Regions from separate parts of the Homo sapiens genome. Here region 2 is linked to region 1. A link is a loop called in an ENCODE intact Hi-C map of the cell type or tissue named here. Cell type or tissue: chondrocyte. All regions are shown on one strand. Links, peaks and the distances in the headings refer to the core of each region. The heading gives the core; the rest is flanking DNA. Region 1 overlaps CAPN9 (calpain 9). Region 2 overlaps C1orf198 (chromosome 1 open reading frame 198).

What was found. Peaks named below come from ENCODE experiments on the same cell type or tissue, not always from the same donor. Only the 100,000 strongest peaks of a DNase experiment are listed, where the experiment ranks them.
Region 2: a loop joins it to region 1, with 5 times the contacts of the local background. A loop is called at or near these places in 8 of 110 quality-filtered maps.

Annotation. Positions count from the first base shown.
Region 1 is chr1:230,789,762-230,806,118 of GRCh38, reverse strand. CAPN9 (calpain 9) reads right to left here. Exons shown (of 20, transcript NM_006615.3): 14 at 15,930-15,987; 15 at 14,191-14,255; 16 at 13,625-13,693; 17 at 13,191-13,269; 18 at 10,840-10,956; 19 at 7,899-7,957; 20 at 4,130-4,549. The coding sequence ends at 4,523. It overlaps CAPN9-AS1 (CAPN9 antisense RNA 1), which reads left to right and starts at 10,908. Exons shown (of 2, transcript XR_001738518.2): 1 at 10,908-11,006. It overlaps LOC124904546 (a long non-coding RNA gene), which reads left to right. Exons shown (of 2, transcript XR_007066937.1): 2 at 4,384-4,736. In chondrocyte, for the core only: CTCF peaks have their summits at 7,822 and 8,057 (motif pointing left); no DNase peak of the experiment used is centred there.
Region 2 is chr1:230,842,552-230,858,908 of GRCh38, reverse strand. It overlaps C1orf198 (chromosome 1 open reading frame 198), which reads left to right. Exons shown (of 4, transcript NM_032800.3): 2 at 3,191-3,241; 3 at 15,013-15,555. Among named protein-coding and RNA genes, the nearest start is that of C1orf198, 18 kb to the left of the region's middle. RefSeq lists enhancers at 2,468-3,667, 6,674-10,132. In chondrocyte, for the core only: a CTCF peak has its summit at 7,515; DNase peaks (open chromatin) are centred at 7,541 and 9,381.

The DNA of each region.
Region 1 (16,357 bases), core at 5,536-10,535:
GTTAATGTGGATGTGTATAGACATGTGTAAATACATAGTTTATTTTTGTTTCATTCAGTTCAAAATCTTTCTAATTTCCATTGTAATTTTTCTCTTCAACTCATAGTTATTTAGAAATGTGTTAATTTCTAAAATTTGAGGATTTCCCAAACTTATTTTTGTTTCTAATTTAATTCCTTTGTGGCTGGAGAACATACTCTGAGTGATTTAAATTCTTTTAAATATATTAAAAATTAGTTTTATGGTCTAGTATATGGTCTAACCTGGAGAAAGTTCCATGTGCTTTTGAAAAAATGTGTATTCATTACTTGAGGGTAAAGTATTCTATAAATGTCAGTTAGTCAAGTTGGTTGATAGTGTTGTTCATGTCTTCTATTTCCTTGTTAATTTTCTGAATAGTTGTCCTATCAGTTATTAAAAATGGGTTATTGAACTCTCTAACTATAATTGTTAAGTCTGAATAATCTGTTTCTTCTTTCAATTATATCAATTTTTGCTTCATAATTTTGAGACTCTACTATTAGGTACCATCACACTTGTAATTATTATATATTCCTAATGTATTGACCCTTTATGATACTGTAATATCATTTCTTCTCTCTAATAATATTTCTTGTCTTAAATTTTATTTTCTCAGATATTGATGTAGGCACTCAAGCTCTCTTATTGCCAGTATTTGCATGGTACTCTCTTTTTCATCCTTTTACTTCCAACTTTTGTCTTTTTGTATGAAGTATCTCTTGTAGATAGTGTACAATTGAATCTTGCTTTTTTATCCATTTTGACAATCACTGCCTTTTGATTGTAGTTTTTATTCATATTTAATATTATTATCAGCATGGCTGGATTAAGGTATGCCATTTTGTTTCTATGTCTTATTTTTAAAATCTGTTCTTCCCTTACGGCTTTTGTGCTAAACATTTTTTTTAAGTATTCTGCTTTGATTCCTCTGCTATCTTACTGTATTTTTGAGTTATTTTCTTAGTGGTTGCTCTGTAGATTACAATCTGCATCTTAATTTATAACCATCTAATATCTAATATCATTACCTGAGGTAATACTGACTTAATTCTAAGAAAATATAGAAATATTGCTACAATACTTTGTTTCTTCCTCTCTCCTTTATAATATATCTCTCTATTGTTATAAATCCAACAACATAGTACAATAATTAATGCTTTATATAATCTAATGTCTTCAAACAAAATTAGAATGGAAGATAACACGTTTATATAGTCTTTTACATTTACCCACAGATATCCTTTTGAGTGCTCTTCATTTCTTTCTACAGATCCACAGTCTCATCTAGTTTTATTTCCTTTCACCCTGAAATACATCCTTTAATATTTTTCCAGTGGCAGGTCAGCTAATAATGAATTCTCTCAGTCTTTGTTTAACTGGGAATATCTTTATTGTGCTTTCATTTTTGCAGTTCTAGTGGAAAAACAGAATTCTTGATTGAAAGATTTTTCCTTTGGCACTTGGAATGTCATTCTACTGCCTTCTGTCGTCTGTCATTTCTGATGAGAAGTCAGTTGCTAATTGCATTGTTCCCTGTTCATGATGAGTCATTTTTCTCAAGCTGCTTTTCAGATTTTCTCTTTTTTTCCCAACAGTTTGACTTTGATGTGTCTAGGTGTGTATCTCTTTGTATTTCATGTGATTTTGGTGTGAAGCAGTAGCGTTAGATAGCTTGTGTATACTATTGTTTAATTAATTTATTTTTATTTTTATTTTTGAGAAAGTCTCGTTCTGTCACCCAGGCTGGAGTGCAGTGGCACGATCTCGGCTCACTGCAACCTCCGCCTCCTGGGTTCAAGCAATTATCCTGCTTCAGCCTCCCTAGTAGCTGTGATTACAGGCATGCACCACCACACCCAGTTATTTTGTTTTCTCTCTCTCTTTTTTTTTTTGTATTTTTTATTTTTTTGAGATGGAGTCTTGCTCTGTCCCTCAGGCTGGAGAGCAGTGGCACGATCTTGGCTCACTGCAACCTCCACCTCCTGGGTTCAAGCGATTCTTCTGCCTCAGCCTCCTGAGTAGCTGGGACTACAGGCACGCACCACTACACCCAGCTGATTTTTGTATTTTTAGCAGAGATGGGGTTTCACCACATTGACCAGGCTGGTCACGAACTCCTGACCTCGTGATCTGCTCGCCTTGACCTCTGAAAGTGCTGGGATTACAGGCGTGAGCCACCATGCCCAGCCACTGTTTAATTTAAAGGTAGTAGGGCACGAATATTTTGGTGCCAAGACCTAAAGCATATATTATGCAGGTGGTGATAGACATAATGTGAATGGCCATAAATCGCAATTTTCCTAGGACAGCTCCAGTTTACATCTATTGTCCTGGTGTAATAACTAATATTATTCCTTTCACACTCAAAAGCTGTTGGTTTGAATTATAAGCTACAAAATCACTTTAATTATAGTTAATCAAACTCATGCATGTGAAACATCTTCCTTTGTTTCTGGGTGTCAGTATCAGACCATGTAATTCAGAAACAAATAGAAGCTAAATTCATACACTTTTTTTTGTTCTCAACTCATGATCATATAATAGTCTGTAGAGCTCTATTGAACTCTCCTTCAAGACTGGTTCTATAATTCTTGGATTCTTGCAATGAAGAACAGAGGTAAACCGAAAGCATGTGATAGTATGTAACTCTTTTAGACATTTAAGAAAACACTGGTTCACAACAGTGGGCCTTAGTTGCACTGAGGGCCTGTTATGTGTCAAGTACTGTGCCTGGCACCTTCTACTTACAATTTCATTTATTCATCATAAGATCTCAGTGAGGCAGAAATTACCATCCTTGTGAGTGGAGGAAACTAAGTCTCAGAGAGTTTAATAACTTTCCCAGGGACATATGGATGGAAAGAAAACAGGACGCCCAGTTCATAAACTTCATTTCCTGGGTACCTTTCAAGCAGAGGAAAAATCAGTGAGAGACAGTTATGTGCTCCTGGACATAAAGGCCTAAAGGCACCCTGTGGGAGTGACACTAGACAAAGAAGCTCATATGGTGAGTCCCCTTCCAAGTTTTACCTGTGAGCAGGGCTAGTGTTCACGACATCTAACAAACAATATGGCAGCAGTGTGCATCGATGAGAGTGGGCACAGGCCGAGCACAGGAGATGGCATGTCTGGGGTTGTACTGGCGTGCCCCAGCACAGAGCCTTGGTCCTAAGCCTGCTCCTGAGAGAGGGCTCTTGTCCTGCATCCACTGCTGCGTGAACCCAGGGAAGGGCTGGAAGGTAAAGGAGAAGATCATGGTACCTTGGCCACGATCAGGGACAGGGTTCTGATGAAGCTCCACTTCTTTTTTTTTTGAGACTGAGTCTCGCTCTTGTCGCCAGGCTGCAACCTCTGCCTCCTGGGTTCAAGTGATTCTCCTGCCTCGGCATCCTGAGTAGCTGGGATTACAGGCACCCGCCACCACGCCCAGCTAATTTTTGTATTTTTAGTAGAGATTGGGTTTTGCCATGTTGGCCAGGCTGGTCTTGAACTCCTGACCTCAGGTGATCCTCCCACCTTGGCCTCACAAAGTGCTGGGATTACAGGTGTAAGCCACCATGCTCAGCCTCCACTTCTAACTTGATCTTCATCCCAGCCATTCTCCCTCTTTCCCTCTCGGTATCTCCCGCTCCCATCCTCCACCTCATCTGCCACAAGTGTACCAGTAAGAATGTGGGGCTTGGCATGTATTGAGCCAGTATCTTCTCATGTTACCTCCCATTATTCTAGTTCAGTGGATACTCCTGTTCAGCACTAGTGAGCTATAATGAGGATTCTCGGGTCTGTTTTCCCCCATCATGTTGGGGATGAGTAAGATCAAACCTCACCAGAATCTGGACTCCTTGAGAAGAAATAATATCATTCAGCTTTTCTGACCCAAAGTCTTCAGACACAAAGAATGTCTGGACTGGATAGTGACTGTTTTAGTTACCACCTCTCGTAGGAGGAGGTAGAGATTGTCACCTTGATCCACTCTTATCGGAGATCCACTCTTGTCCAATTATCGGAACTACCTGATGTCTTCCCTGATAAGGAAGCACACTTATGATGCAGAAATGCTAAATTATGACCTCACTCCTTTTCCTCCTCATCTTATTCCACATACACATTTATAAAAACATGTTTTATAAAGGATGTCTGATCACAATGACTGGAGCTACATGGAAGTCAGGATTCTGTGCGTTAGAACTCTGAGTAATTCTTAATGGAAGGAAATAAGGAAAGTAGAGTGTGGGAAAGCTAGTGATGCCTGAACCTGGATGTAAGGCACAGGTGGCGCCATCAGCCCCCTTAAGGCAGTGACTTTACAAAGGAGTAGCACAAAATCAGAGAGTGTAGCTGAGTTCATTTCATTCTTCCCAGATCAAGATGAAGGGAGAAGGCCGGACGATGAGAGGGGAGTGAACCCTGGGCGTAATGGTTCCACACCAAGAGAAGTTCTGAAGGTCAAGGTCCAGAAGCCAAGATTCAGCTGGGCAGGCTGCATCTCTACAAGGCAGCCTCAGATGTTCATTGTCAAATGGATGAACTGGGAAGAGAGAGAGAGAGATGAGGGGTCGTTGTCCTTCCATGTCCCTTCCAGCCTCAGCCTCAGGAGTGGCCCCAGTTTGCTGATATCACAGGAGATCTGCTATTTGATCATTTTGCCTGCCAACTTGGATGTCTGTCTCAGCAGGAAACCATTTAAAGAAAATAAATGAATTCTCAGCACTTGACATTTTCTGGAGGACCTGAGTCCTTTCCAAGTGAGCTCATATCAAGCACAGTTGGTAAGACAGAGACGGGAAAATGTGCTTTCTCCCTGTTAAGAGGACAGCCTCGCTGAAGCATCTTGGGCAGGGCAGTATTAAGTGACTTTTCCTTGTTGATGAGGGGTCCTCTCACCTTTGGGAGAGAGGTGGCCCTCCACCCTGGAGGGGCTGCAGGAAGTGGAAGCAGGTTCCATAGCTGGGGGGTGTTACAAGTGAGCTGAAGGAGAAGTAGCATGGAATTCCTCCTCATTTTCTCTCCCGAGTCCACCCTGCCTCCTCCTTCCCAACAGCTTGTTTATTACAGCATGGTGACTTGGGGCAACGTGATTATATGAGATGGTTTTTTTCTCCCTTCTCTGTCCTCCTTCCTGGGCACAGTGTATATAGTATGAGAGCTACTGTAATGAAAGGTGCACAGGCCTTTTTAGGAAAGTGATTGCAGGTGAGGCCAACTCAGCCAGGAAAATCTCCTGTTGCTTCCTAGGATGGGTCAGGGGAAAAGGAGAGGGACTTTAAAACATGGATACTTCAGACCTGGCTGCACACTGGACTCACCAAGGGGATTAAAGAAAAACAATGCTTGGGCCTCACCTCCAGAGATTCAGATTTAATTGATCTAGGGAGTGGCTGGGGTATCAGGATTTTTAAATCTCCCCAGGTGATGCTAACATGCAGCCAGATGTAAAGATGGTAGGTTTAGAGGGAGAGAATGCAATGGTTTTCACTGTTGTACTGCAGGGTGATGATATGGGGCAGGGCAGGAGCCTATTCCAGCCCCTACACCTGTGGACACTTGCGTTAGAGGTGTCCACACTTCTACCTTGAAGCTGCAGCACTGGAATACTTCCTCCACACTGCTGGTGCTCTGGAGCCTTTGACTAGCCAGGGGGCCGCTGAGTAACAAACCTTCCCACTGTCTCCTTCCACCATGGACCAGGGGCAGCCATCACACTTCCTCATGTTTTTTAGTGACATTACTTATCATTTACCTTAAAGTAAATGATAAATAAAGGTGGACCTAGGGGTCTCTCTTGTTTTTCCTTTCTTTCTTTCTTTCTTTCTTTCTTTCTTTCTTTCTTTCTTTCTTTCTTTCTTTCTTTCTTTCTTTCTTTCTTCTTTCTTTCTTATTTTTCTTTCTTTTCTTTCTTTTCCTTCTTTCCTTCTTTCTTTTGATGGAGTCTCACTCTGTCGCCCAGGCTGGAGTGCAGTGGCACAATCTTGGCTCACTGTAAGCTCCACCTCCCGGGTTCATGCCATTCTCCTGCCTCAGCCTCCCGAGTAGCTGGGACTACAGGCGCCCGCCACCATGCCAGGCTAATTTTTTGTATTTTTAGTAGAGATGGGGTTTCACCGTGTTAGCCAGGATGGTCTCGATCTCCTGACCTCGTGATTCACCCGCCTCAGCCTCCCAGAGTGCTGGGATTACAAATTCCTTTCTTTTTTAAGAGACAGGGTCTTGCTATCACTCTCTTCCAGGCTGGAGTGCAGTGGCGAGATCATAGCTCACTGCATGCTCAAACCCCTGGCCTCAAGCAATCCTCCCGCCTAGGCCTCCCAAATAGCTGGGACTGCAGGTGCACACCACCATGCCCAGCTTCCTCTTATTTTCATAAAAGAATAATTTGTGTGTGCACATCTTTCTTTGGAATCTTGGATTGATCAAAGGAGGTATAGTTATTACATGTGTCCTACATGCTGAAGTTGAAAGACAAAACTAGAGAAGAAAAATGCCTAGTTTCTGTGGGAGTGATTATAACAAAATAGCTAATATTTTTGAGATACTATTTATGAAGTAATCAATTAAGCCATTACAATAATTCTGTGAGCTAAGTACCAATAGTATCCCCATTTGGCTCACCGTAATAATACGTAATTGGCTCAATGAAATAATAATGCGTCCAGGGATCTGAGATACACACTTGAGAAAATTAGTGGTGAGTCAACATAATTGCCAAATTATATGATATTATTATAAAGCAAAGCTTTGGGTGTAATATTAAGGCCTATGTCTCTTTCTGTAAATGGTTAAACTGAGGCACCGAGCAGCCTGCTTAATCGAAATCAGAGCACAAAAGAGGGGAGGAGGTACAATCCTCTAAAACACATACTGTCATCAACCTCTTCATCTTGAAATATTCAATTAAATGTTATCCAAACCCAAAGTTACTAATGAATTTGGAAATGAGCTGGCTGTGACTGTGAGTATGGAAATTGGTGGAGAGGAGAAACTCCAGAGACTGGGGAGGAGCCACAGGCTGCCTGGCTTCAGAGTTGTTAGGTAGAAGAGAAAGCAGACCTGGAAAGAAAGATACAGGGAGGGAAAGAAGGAAAAGGGAGATAAAAATTACAGAACCATTGAAGGAAACTGCTCCACAGTTTCCCCTCTGCCTTTGGGCAGGAGAATGTCTCAAGAGCGTTCCCAAGCTTCATGTGCACAGGAATCAGTGGGGTCCTGTGAAAGACGACTTCCATTCAGCAGGTCTGGGGCAGGGCCTGGCACTCTGCATTTCCAACGCTCTCTCCTAAGTGATGCCTATGCTGCTGCTGGCCCATGGACCTCCCTGTGAGCAGATGGGTCCACTGGGATCCTCTGGGGAGAGGGTGATTGAAACCCCCTGGAATCCTTCTCCCATACCTCTGACACTCAGACCCATGGTCTCCCACCCCCGTCATTGCTACAATGGCCCCGGTAACTGGCCAGTTTTGTACTTATTGGAGTCTGGGGGAGTGTCATGGGAACCACGGGACAACATGAGCAAGGGAGAGTGAGCAAACTGGCAGCTGGAAGGCAGGCAGGCTAAGTTACCCAAATGACAGAAGGAAGAGAAGGACAAGAAGGCAGAGTCTGCTCACTCACTCAAGTCAAGGTGATTAATCTCTCTATGCCTCAGTTTCCACCCTGCAAAATGGGGATACTATTGGTACTTAGCTCACAGAATTATTGTAATGGCTTAATTGATTACTTGATAAATAGTATCTCAAAAATATTAGCTATTTTGTTATAATCACTCCCACAGCTAGATGTCAGCCCTTGCATGAAATCAAGCATTCGGCAAACATCTATGCAGCGTGGACTCTGCTGGGCCCCAGCTGGGTCCCTGAGCAGAGGGTCTGGATTGGCCATACCTCATTTATATTGAGATGAATGAACTCCTTGTTCTTTGTACTGAGAGCCTGGAACACCCCTGATAGGAGAGAAGGGGGAAAGGCATCCTTTTAAAGACAATTCCTTTACCAAGTTTGTTTCCCAGCGACCAAAGGGCCTTCCAGTGGAGCCTGTGGGGAAGCTGCTCCATCTGGTGGTAAACAAGGACTTTCATCAAGGGCGGCGATGGGACTCTCATCAAGGGCGGGCTGAAGGTGAACTTCTCTGAACGGATGGAGGCATCCAGTCCTGTAGCAAGCCAGTGGTCACCTAAGCCAGTCAGCCGGCCAGCAGCTCCTGGAGCCAAAGCAACGCCCCTATCTTAACCTTCTGGGGGGTACAGGGCCCTTGAAATCCATAGGCCCCAGAAAAAAAGCACACGCACGTAAAGTTTTGCATGAATCTGAAAGTTGTTAGTCTCGCCCTTGTAGGAAGGTGCCGTGGGTGCTGTCAGAGGACAGAGTGGCACAGGAGAGCGTGCCAGCACTGAGCTGGGGGCTGGGTCTACCGCATGGTGTAGTGACCTGAGTGCACCTGAGCAAGTCACTGCCCTCTTGGGGCCTCAGCCTCCTCACCTTCAGAAGACGAGGTCGAGCCAATCAGCCCTGGCTTCACTTGAGAATCTCTCGGGTAGCTTTAATAATACAACCCAAAGCGGGGTGGGGGACCATCACTGGACACAAGAAATGGAAGAGACCCAACAACCAAACATGGTGACTGGGTCTTGTGTGGATCCTGAGTCAACCAAGCAACTGTAAAAAGGTGGCCTGGAAGACTTGGGCATGAACCGGGCACTAGAGAATGTTGAGGGTTTGCTGAGAATTTCGTTAGGTGTGCAAATGGTATGAAGATGATGCTAAAAACAAGTCTATCAGCTGGAGATACTCAGATGAATGGACAGAGTTTCTGAGATCTGCTATTAAATTATTTAGGGGGAAAATGTATGTGTTGCGGGAGCACAAGGGAAAAGTTAGCAAGATGGTAATTGTTGAGGTTGGGTGTAAAGGTCTGGAAACACCTGGCGAATTTGCGTAACTCCCAATGCTGTGTGCCACCCCTGAGATTCTAACAGAATTGGTCAACTGTGCAGCCTGGTCATCAGCATTTCTTTAGGCACCCCTGGAGATTGTAATGTACAGCGAAGTTTGAGAAGTGCTGATGTGGAGTGCATGGGAACCTATTATGATTCTTTATATCTAACTGGAGGGTTGACATTCTTACAATAAAAAGTTAAAATAATACTGCAGCAAAGCTCCATCCTTGGTAATTCTAAAAGTTCTCCAGGCAAATCTAATGTGAGGATGCCAGAGTGGATGGTGTTAAGCCTAAAGGGTCTTCACCCTAATATTCCTCTACTATAAGAAAAGCTGAGGCACTCCCACCCCCCGTTCTGGGAAGGATTACACCTGGGTGGTTTAGAAAGGGAAAGAGCAATGGAGAGAAGAGAAACTAGCAAATCTCATTATTTCTAGGGTCAGCTCTGACCACCCTGTAAGTCTAATAACGGATTCTGTTTCAGGAGGGGTCTTTCTAGAATGCACCTCTCACTAGCTACCAGTAACCCCTTAGGGAAAGCCGGCTTCCTGGCTTGATATACTAGACCCTTTGGGGCCTGCTGGTCTGTCTCTGATTTTCTCTCATCATTCCTTAATCAACACATACTCATTGATTGTCCAGAAATTACGGCTCTCCTGGAGCTTAGAGTCTAGAGGGGCTGTGCTTCAGGCAAGTAATTAGTGTTCTATTACCAAAGAAGCAGAGGGAGCTATCATGCTGATAACCAAGGGTCACAGCCCTCACCTTTTTATTTTAATTTAATTTAATTTTATTATTTATTTATTTATTTATTTATTTATTTATTTATTTATTTATATTTTTGAGATGGAGTCTCCCACTGTTGCCCAGGCTGGAGTGCAGTGGCAAACCTCAGCTCACTGCAACCTCCACCTCCCAGGTTCAAGGGGTTCTCCTGCCTCAGCCTCCCGAGTAGCTGGGATTACAGGTGCATACCACCACATTTGACTAATTTTTTGTATTTTTAGTAGAGACAAAGTTTCGCTATGAGCTGGTCTCGAGCTCCTGACCTCACGATCCAACTGCCTCAACCTCCCAAAGTGCTGGGATTACAGGCGTGAGCCACTGTGCCCAGCCCCCTGCCTTTTTTTTTTTTTTAATCAAGTATTCATACCTCGAAGTGGCCTATGGAACATAGATTAGAAAATACCAAGCAGGACAAAATGGAAATGCGGGGCCCCCTGCTCCTAAGTTGTGAAGACTTTCAAGATGGAAACGCCAGAACATTAAACCAAGCACGAGGCACCCTTGAGGGCACGGGTCCTTTGGCACCTGCACACAGGGCATGTCCTCATAGCCACTCCAGTACTGAGTTACAGGCCCTGGACATGCTTCACTCAGCCTCACCTTCAAAACCACCTTTGAGGGGCAGGATGGCTATGACAATAAACTGCAAACACTGAAGCGCACGGGCACATAATCCCTCTCTATTTGTGGTGTAACAAATCTTATTTGAGATAACTGGGTCAATGTCTAGGGCTTACAGGGCGGGGAAGGGGGGAGGAAGGGGGACTGAGACTCTCCTGTTTCTATATGCTATGATGGGATTTGACCTGCAATTGAACCTTTCCTCAAACACAAGGCACAAACCTGCCCCAGCCCATCATCCTCCCACAGAGGCACTGTGAATGTATAAAGAAAGGCGATGCTAAGAAACGTGCTGCAGGGGAGGCTGGCACATTCTGCTCCTTAGCTAACCGCACAGGCCCATGGGTCCACACACATCAGACCATGGCTCTCTGTGGTCTATCTTTGCCATTACTTTAACCAGGCTGTTTCTCATGCGCTCATGGAGGGTGACTGAAGATGCCACCCCGAGGTGCACCCTCAGCCTCGCTGGACACTTACGGCTCGCATTCTCCAGCCGGACCAGGCAGTTGAGGAAGTCATCGAAGTCCAGCTGGAGCTCCTCATCCGCATACCTGAGCACAATCAGCTGCAGGAGGTGGCTGCTCAGCTGAAAGCCTGTGGGGACAAAGGAGGAGACCCAGGACTCGCTGTATCCGAGCCCCGAGGTGAGTCTGCACCTTTGAGGGAGCTCCCAGGCAGCTGAGGAGAGGGCTCAGAAGAGGAAGCCACTGTTTCACTCCTCAAAGCTGGGGTCCCCAGACCCAGTGGGACTGCTGCCCTTGGTGTGAATGCAGCGTGAGAGTGTGAATCTGTGGTGCAGGGGCGAGTGTGCGGGGGACTCTCAGGCGTGCTTTCTGTGTTTAATGGCTTCTGAGTTTAGCGAGTTTGTGATCTTAATTTTGATGCTAACATCACCCATAGAGTCTCGCTGACTTTACAGGAAGCTTTGTTTGGGGGAACTTAACACTGGGTGGTGTCTGAGCCCCAAGTTCATTCCTACACCAGCCTCCCCTCGCGTTCTATGTCTCAGGTCACTTCCAGCTGTGGCCCTAGAAAGTTTCTTGGAGGGGATGCTGCTGCCCACGGAGAATGATACTCTGCCAGGGCCCATTCCTACACATCCACGATGGGGGAAGAATGACAGGCTATAGCCAGGAGGCTTGGATCTGAGCCCTGGCACTGCTCCAGCCGTGGCATATGGGTTCAGTTCTCTGGGCTTTGGTTTCCTCATTGTCAAATGAGGAGTTTAGACAAAGTGAACTTCCTTCTGGATTTGATATTTAGATTTTTTTTTTTGAGATGGAGTTTCACTCTTGTTGCCCAGGCTGGAGTGCAGTGGTGCAATCTCGGCTCAGTGCAACTTCTGCCTTCTGATTTCAAGTGATTCTTCTGCTGCAGCCTCCTGAGTAGCTGGGACTACAGGCACCTGCCACCACAACTGGTTAATTTTGTATTTTTAGTAGAGGCGGGGTTTCATCATGTTGGCCAGGCTGATCTCAAACTCCTGACCTCATGATCCACCCACCTAGGCCTCCCAAAGTGCTAGCATTACAGGTGTGAGCCACCACACCTGGCCAGTGCTTTGATTTCTAATTAGTGCCCTTAGAAGTGATTTCTTTCCCCCTTTCATTTTTGTCTACATGTTCACTTTCTAGGAGGTGTTCACAGGATTGTTCAGAAATCCACCCAGGGTCTTTCTGCTTCTTCCTAATTCCAGCAGAGGAGCAGGCAGGTCAGACACAGAGCACAGAGTCCCTGGAGCCTGCACGGCAGTGCTGGCTGCCAGCCTTGGCCAGAATCCTGATGTTTGGGGCTAGAGGAGGGGGATGAGGGGCGATTCTCCCCACACCACGTCAGGGTAGGAAAGACACAGCCATGCCCCTCCTCTCTGAGTGCTCCCTTTGTCCCCTGCTCAGTTCCTCCTCCTACCATGGAAACAGAGTCATCATCCCCTAAGAAAATCAGGCGCCCCTTCTCAGCCTGGCACTTTGCTCATTTATAAATCATCTGATTTTCTTCTCCCTCACATAGGACCCGAGATGGTCCTGGCTGTGTATACTTCATCCTTTTATCAGGCCTGAGCCTGGACATGTTTCCAGATTTTGCTTTCCCTGGGAGAGAACCACTTTAAAAGGTTCAGGAGGCCCCTATCTGTGAGGTGTGCTTGGTGAGAAGCGCAGGCAGCCCGGCAGGCGGGAGGTCTGCAGAGCGCTCGTGGAAACTACGGTTGTGTGTGCAGGACATGGGACCACAGAGATGCCGACAGCCATCCAGCACCGGACAAGAGTGGGAAATGCCACCTGGAGCCCAGCCTTTGGGTAAGGGAGCAGGGTATAAACTATGATGCAGTCATCCATTTTGGATTCAGAGTCTGATGCTGATAAAACCCGGGACAGGGCCACAGGTGGCAGAGGGACGTGCGGACCCCAAACCATGGGTGCTGCATGCTCTGTCTCATCCACGATAACAACCATCTGAGAGCAGAAATGAGAAGTTTGGAATCACTGCAGCTTGCCACCAAAGAGCCATGTGTTAAGTACTGGGCCAGAAAACATGGTCAGAGGCTATGAGGCCTCCAGAGGGCAGGCCAAGTTCATTTTTAGCAGATACATTTAAAAAGTTTCTACCAATGTTCACAGTGGTTTAAAATGAGGGCCCTGGTGTCAGGAAGTGAGTCCTGGGTCTGAACCCTGGTGCCACCACTCCAAGGGCCGTGACCTTAAGAATCACCAACTGGGCTCAGAGGCCCACCTCCTGGGCAGCAGAGAGAAGACCTGCCATCTGCTCAGGTTGCCCACAGGCAGTACCTGGCATGCAGTCAGCCACCTGTACTCCAGTCTTTTCTTTACCTGCAGCTTTCAGTGCAGTCCGTAGTTCATAGGTAGACATGGTGCCGGACTTGTCAGCATCAAACCGAAGGAAAAGGTTCTAAAGGGTGGAGAGCAGAAGCCTTGAGAAGGAGCGTGCCTGAAAGGCATCGCTGATGGCAGTAAATGGGTGACAGCCAGCCCGGGGGAGCTACCCTCTAGGGGCCGCAGAGGCCACAGTTGGACTGGGCCTTCCAAAAGAAGTCGGTCTCCCTTTTGTCTTCCTTTTCGTCTTGGGTGGAAGCACGGTGGTACTCCCGTAAGCATCGGAATAGCATGATGCTGTTTTCCCTTCTCCCCTGTCCGAATACAATTCCTCTAGCCTATAGCCTGCAGCCTGCTGCACCATTTTAAATCCCCTCTGCTCTAGGTTCACTGGGTCCCCCAGAGGCCAAGCCCTGCTCCAGGTTACATACAATCCACTGCTTCAGCTTGTCCCAGAACACTTTGAATTCATCAAACTCCAGCTTCCCATTGCCGCTGGTCTGTGCCATGTGGGTTAAGGGAGACATGAGCAGTGTTTCAACCTGAGGCTCCTCGTGGGACCTCAGCTCTGGGACTGCAGAGGGGGAGGGCCGATGGGCTGGCCTGGGTGCACAGGTTTGGGGCCCTGGGGAAGTGGTTTTAATGATTAAACCACAAATCTCTGAAGAGGGGAAACGGCAGAAGTGGAATGGGGGTGGTCCCGGAAAGTTCACAAAAACAGAACTCTGTTCCCTTGGATGGGATCCCAAAGTGGCAAGAAGACCCCCAAGTCCCTTCAAAAGCTCCCCACCCCCACCACTAGGCAGTCTTGTGCATCTTGATTCTGATCCAATTTCAGCATGGGGGTCCCCCAGCTTTGGGTTATTTTCTGTGAAGAAGACTATTCTGCTGGCTAAGGATGTCATGTTCTTGGAGAGTCTGCACTATTGAAGATTACTCTACTGTGCTTAAAGCCCAGGATCCATGTCTATTTCTGCTCAAATATTTGGAAGGATACGTCCATCAGGGAAATGATGTTTTTACAGGAGATCAGGCTTAGCTTCTTGAATTTGATGTCCTTTTCTGAAATTGCACATGAAAGCTGAATTCAGTTGACCCGATAAGATAAACCTATGTACCCATCTGCTGAAAGCCCAATAATGTGGCTAAATCCAGGGCTGTTGGGGGCTGTGATGTGGCTACTCTCTTATGATGCTGGTAGGAGTAGAAGTTAACATGACCTTTCAGAAGGAAAATTGGCTAAATGTGAAAAAAGCAATAAAAGTGGGAATACGCCTTCATCCATTTATTCTAGTTCTAAGAACCCCGAGCAAAGAATAACATATGAAGATTTTTGTCATCATATTATTTATAGTGGCAAAAATTTGGAAGTGAAATAATGACCAATAGAGAGGCATGGTCAATACCTTAGGCTATGTCTATATAATGAAGTATTATACGACCCTTAGGAATCATGTTTTTGCAGCATATTTAATGGCAGGATTTAAATTTGTTGGAGAAATTTGTACTCCCATACTGCTGCTGGTGAAAATGTGAAATAGTCACTTTAGAAAACAGTTGGATAGTTTTTAAAAACATTAAACATAGAGTTAAGCAATCCTCTTAACTAAACATATAATTAAGAGGATGGTTATGCCACCATGTAACCATAGACTGTTGCATTGTGATGGAACCATCCTCATAACTATATACCCAGGAGAAGTAAAAACACATGCCCACCCAAAAAACTTGTATAGGAGTGTTTACAGTTGCATTATTCATAATGACCAAAAACCGGTAACAACCCACGTGGCCACCAATAGATGAATGAATAAACAGAACAGGGCCCATCCATACGATGGAATGTTGTCTGGCTGTAAGAAGGAATGAGACATTGATACATGCTACAGCATGGATGGACCTGGAAAACATCACACCATGTGAGAAAAGCCAGTCAGAAAGGACCACATATTGTATGATTCCTTTTTTTCCCCCTGAAACGGAGTATTGCTCTGTTGCCCAGCCTGGAGTGCAACGGTGTGATCTTGGTTCACTGCAAACTCCACCTCCCAGGTTTAAGCAATTCTCCTGCCACAGCTTCCCGAGCAGCTGGGATTACAGGTGCCCACAACCACACCTGGCTGATTGTGTGTGTGTGTGTTTATTTTTAGTAGAGATGGGGTTTCACCATGTTGACCAGGCTGGTCTTGAACTCCTGACCTAGGTGATCCGCCTGTCTCGGCCTCCCAAAGTGCTGGGATTACAGGCGTGAGCCACCGCACCCGGCCTATGATTCCTTTTATATAAAATATTCAGAATATGTAAATAGAATCTATAGAGAAAGTAGATGAGTGGTTGCCTGGGGCTGGGGGAAATGGGTACAGGGTTAACACTGTTAATGGGTAAAGGGTTTCTTGTTGGAGTGATGAAACATTCTAACATTATATGTCTACGCATATGACACACATGTACATACATGCAGATACACATATGTTAAGAGTGGTTATTTATGGTGGTGAGATCATTTGTGACTATCTTTGTCATTAGGCTTTTCTGCATTTTTAAGAATTTTCTACTATAAACCTGCATCGTTTTTGGAATCAGGAAAACAAACAATGAAAGCTATTTTTAAAGTCTACCTACAAATCAGCCCTGGGAAGCAGATCTGCGGCTCGGAGGAGCAGGGAGGGGACCCAGGCAGTGTGGTCGCTTGTCCCTCCATAGGTGCCCCAGGACCCCGATGGGGTTGGCACTTACTCTTTTGCAGCACAGCATTTAAAACATACTCAAGTTCCTCTGCTGTCACCTCCATGTCCTGTTGAAGTGGAGACAATTGTTTGTTATAGCCCTTGGCACCTTCTTTTATAGTTTATTTTTGTTTTAAATCAGTTCTGAGCTTCATTTGGCTCCAGTGACAGACCAGCCTTCAGGACCCTGCTGTGGGCAGATGTACCTATCTCCTGTGTAGCTGCAGCTATGTGTCTCATATGTCACATGTTTTAGGGACATGCCAGCCCAACTAGGAGAGAGCCTAACTTGAGAGACATCCCAACCCAGGAAAGCGCATGAAAAGCTGGGCAGGGCAAGGCAGTGGTTTCCCAGCTTCCCTGAGGGTCAGAACCAACTCCTGGAATTGTCCTAAGCTCCTCAGATGATTCCTATGTTGGAGGCAGTTTGGGAAAACC
Region 2 (16,357 bases), core at 7,370-12,369, 51 kb before region 1:
AGCTAATATGGGTTGCAGTCACTGGAGAGTTGACTGTCCCCAAGCTCTGGGCTAAGTCTTCGTTCCTCAGAGTGTTGTATTGAGCCACCTTCCAAAGCCAAAAGCCTTATTATTTTAATCTTTGCAGATTTCAAAGGGACTTAAGGTATATAATTAATATTTAGAATCATATCGAGTAACAGGGGAGTCCAGCTCCATCATGCCCCACCCTGGCCAGTCAGTGGTCCTGCCCTCTGCCTGCCCCGCAGGTGTTCATGCACTTCCTCTTTCCATTTGGGTGGCCAGTGGCCTGTCTGATTCTGGATGGAAGGAGCACCTTTGCCAGTTGATTTCCATTTACCTTTTTCGAAAGATCCAAAGCTGGATCTCTACTCTACCCTGTGGATGGCCGGTTCTTCCTCCTGGAACTAAGAGCTGTGAAGAGCCGGTGAAGTCTTAGGGGGTGTGTGAGTGTGGGGTGTGGAGGCTGGGGAGGAAAATCAACCTGTGAAAATATCCAGGCTTGTGCAGAGATCATTTATTCACGAAGAGTTAATGAATGATTAACTAGAATAAATGATACTTACATTCCATCAGCCTCTTTTATTTTTCCCATGTGAAAACAAAGCCCTTCTTGGTTTGATTGCTTCTAAACGGAACTCAGAGGGTTCTGAGGATTTTAGGGACTTTGGTTATTTAGCTCAACTGTACCCCTAGCATGCACACAGAGACGTGGACAAGGAGCCCCCTAGAGCTGAAGGCTGGCCCTCTGCCTCTGCTAGGAGACATCTAATCACAAAGCCTTGGTAACTCACATTCCTCCAGGCATCCATTTCCATTTTTGGAGGAATGAAGTTTGTGCATTGGGAAGTGACTTGAGTTTAACTGAAATTCCAAACAAAAAGGCAGTGGTTCCTCTCATTTTTAAAGGTTTTGCTTGACAGCCATGAGGCACTGCATACCAATCAGTTCAGAAGTCAGGATCATAAGCAAATACCATTACAGGACAGTGACTGTAACACTCTGAGGATGGGGGTCATCTTACTGTGCACATGGTCATTAGTTGCACACACTATGTGGTTCTCAGAACTGACTGTTTGATACACTTTAATGCAGCTTAACCCAGTTTGTAGGGCTTTTCCCTCACTTTTGTAATTCTTAATATTTATACCTAGTATCTTTGTTAGTGGTGTTTTTTTTCCTGATATAAATATATTTAGTCCTTTTATATGCTGTCCTGGGAAAATAAAGACCTGGATTCTGGCCTTTTGACAGTCTCCTCTCTGGGTTTTCCTTGCTCTTTATCCCCAGCATATGTGAAGTATTTGTGCCACAAATGTACCAGCCTCTACTGCACAGAGCCAAGGCACACAGCACAGCCATCAGGACACAGAACCAGATCTCTACCCTGTTGATGGCTGGCTCTTCCTCCTGGGGCCAAGAGCTGTGAAGAGCCTGTGCCCCCACATTGGGAAGTCTTGGGGGAGTGTGAGTGTTGGGAGCGGGTGATTGTGGGGGAAAATCAACCTGTGAAAGGATCCGGGCTTGTGCAGAGTTTGTTTATTCACATATTCTCAAAGAGTGAGTAAGCGTCCGCTACGGGCAGTCGCTGAGTCTTCCGGGCACTTGGGATAGAGAAGCGGACAAAGGCCCTGCTGTGTTGCCCCTGTCATCTAGGGTTGGCCGTGCTTGGGCTGTGCTGGGGAGTCATCACACACTTCCTTCCCTGTCCCCGCTTCTTGGGAATAGGCCTTCAGCTGCCCAGACCCTGGCATGCCTTCGTTATTTGAGTTCAAAGACTGACCTCCCACTGGCTGTTCATGTTAGGAGGCGTCTGCACAGAGAACGCACACTCGGGGTCTGGAAGGCTGAATGTGTACACTTATGTGTTGGTGAGGCACTCCCCCTGCGTGGGCCCTGGCATTTGCCCCCAGTGTCTGAGGCTAAGCTAGGGTGGCGGAGGCTCTGTCAAAAGCTGAAAGAAGAGGGTCTGTGGGCAGAACTGGTTTGCCCTGTAGAGGAGAGGGAAGCCAGACCCTTGACTTAGGGGCGCAGAGTCGGTGTACCTATGGGTGGGAAGAAGACAGTTATCCAGGGATACTTACGGAAGGACATAAATCACCTGGAGTTTTGGGGAGATATGGATATGATCTCCGTTTAAAATATTTTATCCCATTTTAGCCTGTATCACCCAATGTGTCCTGATTTTTTGTTCTGAAAATATGCTCCCAGTAGAAGCAGTCAGACATGGTGCACACCTGTAGTCCCAGCTGCTCTGGACACCCAAGGCAGGAGCATCCCTTGAGCCCAGGAGTTTGCGTCCAGCCTGGCCAACATACTGGGACCCCATCTCTTAAAACAAACCAACAAACAAACAAAAGTTACCCAATCGAAGCTGGACACAGATGAGACATTTGCTAGCACAGGAATAACTGCGGGTAGAGGGTGGGATATAAGGAAAGGTGGCTTCCCCAAGTCATTTGTGCAGGCCAGTGAACAAAACATACTGGATCCAAGGTCAAATTCGTAGTGATTGTTCTATAGGGCTCTTTCTGTCCTGTTCTGTTTGGTGGGGGTGGGGAGTGATTTCAGAGTTCTTGTTATAATTAGTCACATGGATTACATTGGCGTTTTTCTTCATTGATTCTGCTGATCCATGCCCTCGAGCTCTCTGGTAGGCCTGTTGGGGAGGAGGGGAGCTCCTGTATTGGCATTGACTGGCAGATTATGGCTTGGCGTTCTTTTCCCAGATTACCTCATTTAATCCTTACAACAGCCCTGCAAGGGAAGTATCATTTTGCTTTTACAAATGAGAAAACTGAGGCTCAAAAAGGCTGAGTCATCTTCCCATGGCCACACAGCTAATCATTGTTCAGGGCTGAGTCTGTGCCTGATTCTGCTGAGACCATCAAGCCCTCATCCACTCCTACTCATCTCATCTGTCTGAGTCCATTGGGGGGCCTCACCGGCATTCCCTGTTGTCTGTTTGGCTGGGGAGGGGAGTGTCTGGCAGCCTCAGCGGGAAAGATGAGGGAGCAATCTGATCAAGACGGTCAGCGCATTATATTGAGAGTGTCAAAGCATCAGGCTTGTTTAGAGCCAGGAGTTGGGATTATTCCTAAGTTTTGGTTCCCCCACGGTCCTGGGTGGATATTTGCATGGGGTATGTCTGGGTTTGAATTTCAGACTTATTCTCGATTTTTTATTTCAGGATCTAACTTGGCAAGATGAGCACTCTGCCCCTTTCTCCTGGGAAACAAAGGTAAGTTGGATTAAATTTAGATCTATTTGTTCTTTTAAAAAGAACTGAGTAGTTGTATATTTTTCTTTCAGCATTTGATGGACTCAGAAGACAGCCCCCTGACTGCCAGGCTGCAGGGGATGTGTCCATTGTTGGTAGAAAAGGAGGGGATGGGAGGAGCATGGTGAGGAATTAGGAAACTATTGTGTGTGGTTTGGTGATAGTGAGTTCAAAGTAGTAGTGCTTTCTGCCAGGGTCCAATGACGCCCCATGATGCCCATTGTCTAGGACTCCCGGCCAGCTTGGTTAAGGGGGCCAGCCCTCTTGGGGGCCCTGTCTCTGCTCATACCTCTGGTTCCCAGCACTTAGCACCTTGATGGGAGATGCCCCATAAGACAAAGCTTTGAGCAAATGGGAGGTGACGAGCTGATTGATAGACATAGACATCCATTTAGCTAATTCATCCCAACGTGGATCACTAATTCTGTCTCCCAGTCATTCTTCTTCTCATCATTATCATCATCATCACCAGAGTTGCTTAAGAGCATCAAGCTTCACTGATTTTAATTCATTTTCCCCATCTCCTAAGTTGCCCCAGTAGAAGTACATTCATAAGCAAAATGACTAAAAGACAGGTGTCTTTAACCCAAGGGACAGAAATAAAAGACCAAGATTTTCTGAATTCTGGAACATTTGGTGATGTGTGTTGGAGGGTTCTTTACGTCATGAGAGTGTGTTACAGACAGAGACGGTGGTGAGCCTGGAATAGGGCTCGGACTGCTGGGCAGATCAGGGTTTTTAAATACTGATACCTCAAGGCACTTGTTTTTTGGTTTTTCACTTGTCCACATCATTGCTGATCAGAGCCCTCATCCCAGCAGGAGACCTATGAGGAGGGTGGGCCAGAGTGGTTCATGAAGGACCCTGAGAGGCCCTCATGTTGGCGACTGTGTCTTAAAATGAAATATTGCCCAAGGGTTCAGATGGACACAAGGACAGCTGACACTGTTCTTGGCACACAGACAGTATTTAGTAAGCTATTGCCGATTGCCCTGGGTGAAGTGAGCTGGCCTCAGGGCGTGGGAGCGTGGGACAATTGAGATGAGTGTTAGAGTTAAGAGGTGGTTTTGGGGAAGGCATGGCATTAATGTAGTCTCCCTAGGGATCGGGTACGGGTTGCAGGGGTGACCAGCACTGTCTTGGGAGAGAGCACAAGATGTTAAGGAGCCGCCTGCAATTGGAATAGCTTCTAAATCCAACACTGGATCCTGTGTCTACTGACATTGCAAAGGAAGTCATAAGTGGGTAAAAAGTGCATCATTACATTGATTCTTAGCCAGGGCCCTCAATATTCCTCTTCTATGGGCTCCCAAAATGGGTAATTGTGAGAAGTACTAATCCTATAGATGATATCTAGTGGTAATAGCCAGATAGATTCTCTGTGTGTTGGAAATGAGCAGCCTTGGGTATGGTGACCCAGAAAGCAGTGCAGATTTTCCTGGACTGGGTCTATATTTGAAGATATCATAGTGATAAAGGCAAAGGAAAGTAAAAAATAGTTAAAGTGTCCTAAGACCTAAGCTCATCATGTTCCCCACGAGAACATCTGTTCTCTTAAGAATTTAGCTTGTTAAATGTTCCTGAATCAGCTATTTGTGGGACAGGACATTTCATCTTTTATTAACTTGGCATAAATGACATTCTGGGACAAGGTGGTGCAGCTCCTGGAGTGGCCACTGATACAAGCACAGCTGCTGGGGCCAGAGTGGGAAACAGGTGCCTGGCGAAGATCTCGAGAAAAAAGAGAGCAAGTACAGTCCACTTGAATCACACTTGTGCTGAGAGGCTCATTGTCCACAGATGCCAGCATATCTGGTCCCTTAGGAACCAGTGTAAGTTGAGGAAGCTTGCTAAAATCTGGTTAATATGTGTCACCCATCAGAAATTGCATCCTTTTAGTAAAGTGTAGTCTTCATAGCTCAGAGTTGGCAGTTTCATTTCATACTCCTGTTAGATTAGAGTTCCAGTTTGTTTCACAAACTGTTGGGCTCACTCTGTGTCCTCACCTTCCTGTTTGATCTCTCGAGGTCAGACTTACTATAGTTTACTATTAGAAACGTCTAGGGGCAAAATAGAGCGTATCTCAGAGAGCAAGGGAGCTGTCCCTTCCTCCTTCTTCACTAGGCAGTGCCGAGTTTTAAAAAGCCCATCACTCATTCCTCCTTTGTCTTAACCCTGGAGTGCCCTGCCATCCTGCTTGAAGAGATTTGCCAAACTCTTCTTAGGACTTAAAGGCTTATAAGATCTTCATTGGAGAGCCACAAACAGGAGGTGGCTTTAGTGAAGGTAGGACCCCCTAATCTCCAATTGCAGGACTGGAGGGAGACTTGGACCCCATTTCTTGTTACCTCTCAACTGATGCCTTCCTCACTCTATCAGTTCTCTATAGATGCATAACAAACTTAATGGCTTGAAGCAGCATTTTATGTGCTCATGATTGTGTGGGTCAATGATCGGAGCAGGGCTCAGCTGGACTGTTCTTCCGTTGGCCTTGCCTGGGATCACTTATGTGTCATCTGATCGCCTGATGGGAGCTGGGTGCTCTGAGAACCTTGCTCACGTGTCTGGTTGGTGCTGGCTGTTAGCTGGGCCACATGTCTCCAGCAAGCCAGCCTGGACTTCTTCACACAGAGGTGGAGAGATCCGTGTGCGGGAACGGAAGCCTACGAGGACTCTTTTGAAGCTTAGGCTGGGCAATTGCATAGTATCACTTCTGCTCTGTTCTGCTGGTCAAATCAAGGCACAAGCTGGGCCAGATTCAATGTTTGAGGAAAGAGATTGCACCTCTTGATAGAAGAGCTGCAGAGAGTTTGCACCCATTTTAAATCTAAGATTGTATGATGTCATTCATTCCTTGGTTAACCTTGGCCATTTCTTTCCATTTTTAATTAATCACTCATTGATTTTTTTAAGTTTTATTTTTAATTGTGGCAAAATACACACAACATAAAATTTTCCATCTTAATCATGTTTATGTGTATAGTCTGGTGGCATTCAGTACATTCACATTTTTGTGTAAACATCACCATCATCCATCTCGAGAACTCTTTTTAAAAATTATTACTTTTTAATTGACAAATGAAAAATTGTGTATATTTATGATGTACAACAAGATGTTTTGATACGTGTGTACATTGTGGAATGATTAAGTCAAGCTAATCCACACCTCCAGAACTCATCTTGCAAGACTGAAACTCTGTTCCCATTAAAGAATGACTGCCCCCCACTCTCACTAGCCCATGGCAGCCACCATCTATTTTCTGTCTCTGAAATCATTCATTGATTTTTTTTTTCCAGTAGATATTTATTGTATACCCCGTTTATGTCAGACATTATGCTGCAGGCCCAGAGTTGAGCATATGCCACTTCTGTGCTCGAACAACAGCTCAGTGAGTGGACAGCTGTGTTTGGTGGCAAATCTCACTCAGCACAAAAGCTATAGCCACCGAGTCACTCCAGTCATTTTCTCCATACGTTTAACCCAAATTTGTACACATGTTGGGTAGATGTAACCTCATGCCCTTCTTCAGCTATTCAGTTCAACAGACATTTAGTGGATGCCAGCAGAGTGCCCAGCTCTGACTTCTCCATCCCCTGACGAATCTACCTACACAAGGGTAAGCCTGACCCAAGGTCATGGCCATGGGCAGAGTTAAGAATCGCAGGGATTTTTGGTTTCTCACCCAACTGCTGCACCTCTGTATGGGTTCCTTTCTCTTGGCCAGCCCATGACCATTCCACCTCCACAGAATGAGCTGCGGTTGTGCTTGGGACCTGTGGTCGCTGCCCCCATGCAACGCAGCTTTGATCAGGAGAGCTCGCTGCAGCCTCACAGTAGCAGCTGTGCACCCACCTGGTTTTCCAGCCTGTCCACCCTGCCTCGGTTGCCTCCTCTGAGGCTGATCGTGGCTGTGGTGCCTCTGTTACCCAGACTTCTTCCATCACAGAAGGGAGGCCTGCCTGTCCCAGAAGGGTGGGGGTGGTCGTGATTGTCATCTTTTCCACTCATCTATCAGCTTGGCAGGCGTGCCAGGGGAGAGGGGGCCAGTGGGGACCTAATGTTGCATTCCTGTCTCATGCTACTGCTGTTTCGAGAGGAAAAAACTCAGCACTTAGAAGGCTCCAGACAGGAGGAGGCAGGGAGTGGAGAGAGGATTCTTTACATTCCCCAGGCGGTCTGGGCTGGAGAATTCAGAGGAGAAAATGCCTTTGGGGCAGGTCAGGCCCTGCTTCAAAGTTGGCTGGGCTCTTGGGACCCCATCCCCAGCCTTGGTTGGCTGGGCTCTTGGTTGGCTGGGCGTTGTGACCCTGTCCCCAGCCTTGCCCCTCCCCCAAGCTGTCTGGCTGCTTCTCCTTTCTGGCTACCCCCTTCCTTCACCTGATGTCCAGCTGCCTATTAGGGCAGTAAGTAGGTTGGGCTGGGGATCGGTTCCTTGATTTCATGGGTATCAAAAGATCTTGGGGGGCTAATATAGATCATTCCCAGAGTAGGGAAGCCTTCCAGACGCCTCCTTGGGAAGATACATAAGCATTTATGAGCACAGGCCCTTCCTCTGTGCTGTGCCCATGATAGGGATGTGTGTGTACTCTGAATTCTTTCACCCTTGGGAGGCTGGTGTCCCTGTTCACGCTGTGGGTCAGGACACCGGGATGCAGGGGGTCAGGTGCCTGGCAGGTCGAGTGGGCGGAGAGCAATTGGAGCTCAGGTCTATCTGTGACTTTCGGGGCTTTGCTGCCCATGGTGGGACAGAAGGGCTGTTCCAGCAGGATGTTCCTGGACATAGAGGATTCATTGGCTCTGCTCAATGGTTCCTCCTCACTACCAGTCACGGGGCTTCTGAGAGGCAGGACACCATGGGGCTGCATCCACCCACCCGCAACTTGGTCTCTGTGCTTCTCACCGAGACCCCCATCTCTGCCCAGCAGTCCCCTCCCTCCCTCCTGCCCTTCCTCTGGGCTGTGCCTCACCCCTTCCTGAGACAACAGCAGACCCCTGTGTGCCCCTGCTCTTGGCCTTTCCCTGCTCTCCATGTGTGTGGGACGATGCGTCACTCGCTCAGCCCTGCCCTCAGCCCTGCACTGCCATCCCACAGGCTCTGTTCTCACCCACCTCAGGGACCATGTTCTCTTGGACCTCAGTGTTTTGCTCCGTCCCCTGACCCCTATCCACCTGAGAAGGCCCCACTTGCCCTCCAGACTCAGCACAAATCCTCTTTTAACAGTTGTCCCAATCAGGAATCTCACCACGTGCCGGGTCTGTGCTGAGCACCCTCCCTGCATTGCAGAGTGTAATCCTCACAGCAACCCACCTTACAGATGAGGAAACTATGGCATAAAGTGAAGATGTGAACCAGGCAGTCCTAAGCCCAGTGCTGGGCTCTTAAGCCCTATGCAGCTTCCAGAGTTACCCTCTTCCCTGTTACCGTTAGGAAGCACTGTGATAGAGGAAAAATGGGGATCATGCTGATGAATTCCTTGTTGGTGCGTCTTTGTCCCTGTGAGATGATGAGCCCAGAATGGCAGACACAATTATTTGTCCCTTAACCTTGACAACCCTGGGGACTGGTGCACCTCTGCACCCATTTCCTGTTGGGCCTCAGCTGAGTTCTCCCTGGCTGGTGTTTTTTGCCTTAGAGGCTGACGGGGTGGATGTTTGTTTGCTTACGTTCACGCCCCGTCTCTTTGGGCCCCTGGGTTTGTCCCTGTCAGCTGCCACTTCTACTAAATTTGTGATTCTAAAGGTTTTTAGTATCCTCCTGCTCATCTTCCTCCTCTTCCCTCTTTGGAGGGGAGGTGGGAAGAATAGATGTTAAGTGGTTGGTGAATGTATTAGGATTTGCTCCAGTAAATGATGATCTTTTCTGACAAGGCTTCTGTAGCCTTTGTCTCAACAATTTAGATCTGTCCGAGGCTGCCAAGCCAAACAGTTAGTTTTGGCAGCCTGCACTCGTCTTTTACTGAAATATTACACATTCCTCTTCAGTGAGTGGGACGTTAAAAATAGACACTGGGCTCGGTTGTGGTCCTTCTGTTTTTAGAACAGACATGGCCAACTGAGACCCAGTTCCCCGCATGGGGTGACTGACGCCCAGCCCTGGCCTGGCTGGAGGGAGTCCTCCCAGCAGAGCCTCCGTGGGCACTTGGGACATTGAGGCTGGGCTGTCAGTGTTGCCGTCAGGAGGGACGGCTTCCTTGTGGACTCTCCTATCTCCCCTGTCTCAAAGACTATAGAAGACCACTAAGTTGCATCCCCAAACCCCGGCTTTCTGTCTGTGGCCAGCGCCCATGAGTTGGCGTCCCATGGCCCATGGGTTCCTCCCCTTCATGAGCCTCATCCTCCCGCCAGCCCTGGCTCCCTGTTGCTCAGTGCCGTGGGAGAGGGCTGGCATGACCTCCTTTCTCAAGAGCCCAGCTCTTTTTCCACACCTGTAGAAAATGGACTTTTGTTCTAGGAAAGTCTAGGCTGTGCCCTGGACTGGAAGAGATGGGGAGTGGCCAACAGTGTGGAGTCACCGAAGCAAAAAGCAGTAAAACTTACTTTGAAATGGCAAAAGGGGCTCTGCCTTCCTATGGTCTGCATGTCGGTGTGTCTTTGAAAATGAGCTTGGAGCCACTTTTCGCTCTGTCCTGGTGCTGTGTGCACACATACCAGTACAGGTCCCCCCTGGGTAGAATGAGGTCCCTGGGCAGGATGGGCTGCAGTTCCTGAGAGATGGGCTTGATCTCCCCTGGGCCCCCACCTGGCCCTGCTAGAGTCTGTTTTTATTATAGTTCCTGGAGTTTTTAGAGCTGAGCAGAGTCGGATCTAGACAGGAAAAAAGATTCTTCCCCTACCCCAAAAGGTTTGTGTTTAGAAATTCTAGATGACAAACCCTTTTCCTTTGGGGAAAGCAGTGGGGAAGAGGCCTAGCACCCAGCAGGGTGATGGACAAGGGCAGGTTTTTTTTCGATATACAATATTTTGAAATATTGATAGGGTACATGTGATATTTTGTGAAATCAGAGACTGTATGTTCAAGTTAGGGTATTTGGGGTGTCCATCACTTCGAGTATTTTTAATTTCTATGTGTTGGGAACATTTTACATCCTCTCTTATAGCTATTGCAAAATACACAACACACTTAACTGGAGTCACCCCGCTCTGCTGTTGAACACTAGAGCAAACACTTACTCCTTCTATCTCATTAGCCAACCTCTCTTCATCCCCTTCCTACCCACACACCCTTCCCAGCCTGCAGTATCTATTTCTTCTACTCCCTGCCTTCATGAGATCATCAGGGCTGTTTTGTTAAAGGAGATTGTAGTTATACGTTATTTGCAAAATTATGAACAGCATACACATACATAGGGAAAAAGACTTAGAACTTTTTTCTTTGTTAAGTTCTTGTCTTCCCCATAGTCACCTCCAGACCCCCTAAACTAGGTAGCTGCTTCTGCCAGCAAAGCCCTCTTCTCTAGCCAGATGACACCCTCCTCTGAAGAGCTGTTGCCAGGTCTCCAGGTCTCCTGTTACCCAAGCAGGGCTGGGAGTGACCTCTGTCATTCTGTTTGAGGAGGTCACACCCAGCTAAGTGCTGCCCGGTTCCCTTCCGCAGCGCCCCTGAAGCAGCCCAGGAACCACTGTGACTGGCGTTTCCCCCCAGCATCCCTGGCTCTGCCCACTGCTGCCCTCCACGTACACAGGAAGTTCTGTCTCACCTTCTAGAGGCTTCTTAGCAGGGACACCCATGGTAGAAATTGCTGATCCTAAAAAAGCCTGGGGTTTGATGAAGTGCTCAGTTTTAAGTGCCTTCCTTACACTACAATTTCCAGATCAAAGTCAACTTTGTCCCCTGAGTTGGGCCCCACTTCTGAGCCATTTTTAGTGATTTGCCTATTTCAAGAAACTATCATCTCTATCCCACAGTCTTTCTGTATTCTGTTGTGGAATTTGGAAATATGCAGAGTATTCAGAATGCACCACTCAGAAACAGTCCTTTAAAATCAAATTAGATCACACACATACATAAAGAAATCCCACTGTGTCCATTGCTCCCGGCAGCTTCCATGGATGTCATACCTGGTGGCCACCTGTTGTTTTGCAATGCAGGGATGCCCAGCCATGGATTCAGGCTTAGAATCTCTCAATCCAGGTTGAAATCCCAGCTGCACAATCTCCTAATGGGCTAGTGACCCTAGGACAATTTAATTCATCACTCCGATTCTCCATTTTCTCATTTGTAGAATGAAAATAATAATAATTTAGAAACAACAGTCCTGATACATCAGGCACACTGAGTAATCTACATTGTCTTTAACCAGAGAACCAATGCTTTGATGGCTGTTTCTTTTTTTTCTTTTTTTTTTTTTTGAGACAGAGTCTCATTCTGTTGCCCAGGCTGGAGTGCAGTGGCGCGATCTCGGCTCACTGCAACCTCTGCCTCCTGAGTTCAAGCGATTCTCCTGCCTCAGCCTCCTGAGTGGCTGGGATTACAGGCATGCGTCGCCATGCCCGGCTGATTTTTTTTTTTTTTTTTTTTTTTTTTTGAGACGGAGTCTCGCTCTGTCGCCCAGGCTGGAGTGCAGTGGCGGGATTTCGGCTCACTGCAAGCTTCGCCTCCCGGGTTCACGCCATTCTCCTGCCTCAGCCTCCCAAGTAGCTGGGACTACAGGCGCCCGCCACCGCGCCCGGCTAATTTTTTGTATTTTTAGTAGAGACGGGGTTTCACCGTTTTAGCCGGGATGGTCTCGATCTCCTGACCTCGTGATCCGCCCGCCTCGGCCTCCCAAAGTGCTGGGATTACAGGCGTGAGCCACCGCGCCCGGCCGCCTGGCTGATTTTTATATTTTTAGTAGAGACGGGGTTTCACCACGTTGGTCAGACTGGTCTCAAACTTCTGACCTCGTGATCTGCCCGCTTCAGCCTTCCAAAGTGCTGGGATTACAGGCGTGAGCCACCGCGTCCAGCCCATGGGTTTTATTTCCTGTAACACTGAGCTTCAGGGCAGCCTAGGCGTGCGTTTTAAACTTGAATTCTTCATGGCCTCGTGATCTCATCTCCCAAGGCTGGAGGGAAGACATCTAGCCGTCGGAAGCTGGACTTTTAGAAATCTCAGACTCAGAGAGCATGTGCCGCTCTCTATGTATAGGACCTGCACTTCACACAGGAAAAGTAGTATTTCCATCCTTGCCCTGACAAATATGCACCTGCCCATTGGCGAGAATCCTGGGAGAGTGCTGCTGTCTGCAGAAACTTAAAGGACTGAACAGACCATTGATTATGTGAAAGACTGTGCATGAAAGGCATGAAGAACCATGTTTTGTATCTTAAGTTAGCACAGGGAGTTTTAAATTATTATACTCAGTGACTAAAAATGCTACTCTGATGTACATCTGGTGGCATTAGAAATTGGGGCAGCTGCTAGAAAGCAGATTTGATAGTATGCATCCAAAACCATAAAAAGGAAAGGTTTAAATTGTTTGTATTTTGATATTTCACTTCTAGAAATCTGTCTAAAGAAATTAACCCAAAATGGGGAAAAGATTGTATGCATGAAGATGTTTATGGCAACCTTAATTATAACAACAAGGCTTAGAAATAGCAAATTGTCTGTTAATAAGAAAACGGTTAAGTAGGTGGTGTGACAGCTACTGAAATATTTTTACAACCATTAAAAATAATGATTATCATGACCATACAGCAACATGGATGATGCTTATGATTAAGTGAAAAAGCAATACCCCAAATCACATGCCCAACAGAACTACAGCCTCATAAAACACATATATGAAAATGGTTACATAGAAATAACAAAAAGCAGTAGTGATTATGGGAGGAGGGAAGGGTTGTGACTGATTCTTTTTCTTTTTTCTATTTCCCAAACTTTCTGTCATGTAGTTTTATTACTTTTATTTATTTATTTTTAATGTATATTTTCTTTGTTCTTTTCTTTTCTTTTATTTTTTGAAATGGAGTTTCATTCTTGTTGCCCAGGCTGGAGTGCAATGACGTGATCTTGGCTCACCGCAACCTCCACTTCCCGGGTTCAAGCGATTCTCCTGCCTCAGCCTTCCTGAGTAGATGGGATTACAGGCTCCTGCCACCACGCCTGGCTAATTTTGTATTTTTATTAGAGAGGGGGTTTCTCCATGTTGGTCAGGCTGCTCTGAAACTCCTGACCTCAGATGATCCGCCTGCCTCGCCTCCCAAAATGCTGGGATTACAGGCGTGAGCCATCGTGCCTGGCCTATTTTTAGTATATTTTTTGAGACAGGGTCTTGCTCTGTTGCCCAGGCTGGAATGCAGTGATGCAATCGTGGCTCACTGCAGCCTTGACCTCCCAGGCTCAAGCAATCCTCCCACCTCAGCATATTGAGTAGCTGGGGACCACAGGCGTGTGTCATCATGCCTGGCCTTTTTTTTTTTTTTTTTTAATTTTTTTAATTTTTAGTAGAGAAGGGGTCTCACTTGTTGCCCAGGCTGGTCTCAAACTGGGCTCAAGCGATTTTCTATCCTTAGCCTCCCAAAGTGCTAGGATTATAGGCGTGAGCCACCACATCTGGCGTATTAATTTATTTTAGAAAGAGGCAGGGAAATATGAGGGAGTAGAAATGGTGAGGGAAGAGAGAAGTCTTCAGAATTGATTTTAGAAATGATTGAGATTACAAATTGCTTGTTCTGCAGAGCTTGGAAGACAACATTCTACTCCAAAGAGGAGGTTTAGGTTGCCATGTAATGATTTTGTTGGTCAAAACAGCTCAGCAGTGTCATTTTTAGAGATCACTGTGGTTAGCAGCATCCAGATCAAGGAAAGCATTTTGTGGGTGCTCAGATGTGGGGCATAGGCTGTGATGGGTGCCAGGCCCTGCCCTGCCCTCTGGGTGTTTGTGATCTGAGGCTGGGTTCTGACCCTGGCTGCGATGTGGCCTTTTGTTGCAGTGTGCACCTTTCCTCGTTATCCTCCCAATGAGGGTCGTCACCTGCCAGGAAGGTGCTAGAACCACACTGGAGGAGACAGGAGGGTGCCCTGTTTACCAGGCAGAGAGCCCTTACTCATCGGTAATACTCAGATATCTTGAGCTGCATGTAGCATAGTGCATGAGGGAGTGTATCAGTGTGTTCTTGTGTTGTTTTAAAGAAATACCTGAGACTGGGTAATTTATAAAGAGAGGAGGTTTAATTGGCTCACGGTTCTGCGGGCTGCACAGGAAACATGGCATCGGCATCTGCTTGGCTTCTGGGGAGGCCTCAGGGGGCTGTGGCTCATGGTGGAAGGCGGAGGAGAGCAGGTATCTCACATGGCAGAGCAGGAGCAAGAGGGAGAGAGTCAGGGGGAGGTGCCACACCCTTTTAAACGACCAGATCTCATGAGGACTCACTATCATGAAGACAGCACCAAGCCATGAAGTCACCATCATGAAGACAACATCCGCCCCTGTGATCCAGACACCTCCCACGAGGCCTCACCTCCAGCACTGGGGATTACAGTTCGACATGAGATTTGGGAGGGGACCACCACCCACACTCTGTCACCCGGCCTTGGCATTTAAGCTTCTGATGCATTTCAGGTGTGCGATGGGAGTCCTGACCATACCCACCACTCAGGACAGACAGTTCCAGCACATGGGCAACAACTCGTGTGTGGCTGGTGTGCGTCCTTATGCTGAGGAGGGGTGCGTGAGCTGGCACACTTGTGACGGTCGATTCTCAGGATCTCTTTCTTTTTTCTGTCCTTTCTCATGTCCCACCCTAGAGTCAGATGGAGTTCAGTATCTCCGCCCTATCCATCCAGGAGCCGAGCAACGGCACCGCCGCCAGCGAGCCCAGACCACTGTCCAAAGCTTCCCAGGGCTCCCAGGCCCTCAAGTCCTCCCAAGGCAGCAGGTCCTCCAGCCTGGACGCCCTGGGCCCCACCAGGAAGGAGGAGGAAGCGTCATTCTGGAAGATCAATGCTGAGCGGTCCCGAGGGGAGGGGCCTGAGGCCGAGTTCCAGTCGCTGACCCCTAGCCAGATCAAGTCCATGGAGAAGGGGGAAAAGGTCTTGCCTCCCTGCTACCGGCAGGAACCTGCCCCGAAGGACAGGGAGGCCAAGGTGGAAAGGCCCAGCACCCTCCGTCAGGAGCAGCGTCCTCTTCCCAACGTGAGCACCGAACGTGAGAGACCCCAGCCTGTCCAGGCCTTCAGCAGTGCACTGCACGAGGCTGCCCCCTCCCAGCTCGAGGGGAAGCTGCCATCTCCTGATGTCAGGCAGGACGATGGGGAAGACACCCTGTTCTCGGAACCCAAGTTTGCACAGGTGAGTGGCCTTTACCAGCGCGTCCTCAGATGGGATGGTGCCTTATTCCACGGGAACCGAGAGGGTCCCCCACAAAGCAGGCAGGCCACAGGTGCCCATGCTCTTTTTCTTCTCCTTCCCCTGCCTCTTCCTCAGAGGATGCCTAGGCTCAGGGTGCTGAGCCACCAACAAATATGCAACAAGACAAGTTTTGCGAGTCCATCTGGGTGCCCTAATTTGTTTACCAGTCAGGGTTCCGTGGCCCACTGCGCTTTCCCCAGTGCGCGGGCTGCTATCAGAAGAGGCCCCTGGAAGGCGCTGCGCCCAGGGCTGTCACAGCTCAAAGCTGTGTTGGGCCTTCTTTTTGGGAGCTGTCCATAGAGGCAATGGTCTGTTCTTTAGGACTGGTCTGGATTTGGGCCAGGGGAGCTGCCTGTTGGCAAAGCAGGCAGGCACACTTGAGAGGCCTCACTGGGTCTTGCCCCTCTGTGGGCCTCGCTGGGCTCCTGGCTGCCTTGCTGAGGAGTGAGCCCAGGATGCAGTTGCCTCCATGGTAGCCTCACCCATCCTCCTCTGGCCCTTGAGACTCCTTGGTTCTTGTGGGTCACTCTTTTTTTTTTTAATTTTTATTTTTTAAATTTTTTATTTCCATAGGTTTTGGGTGGTATTTGGTGACATAAGTTCTTTAGTGGTGATGTGTGAGATTTTGGTGCACCCATCACCCGAGCAGTGGACACTGAACCCAATTTGTAGTTTTTTATCCCTCACCCACCTCCCACTCTTTCCCCGAGTCCCCAAAGTCCATTGTGTCATTCTTATGCCT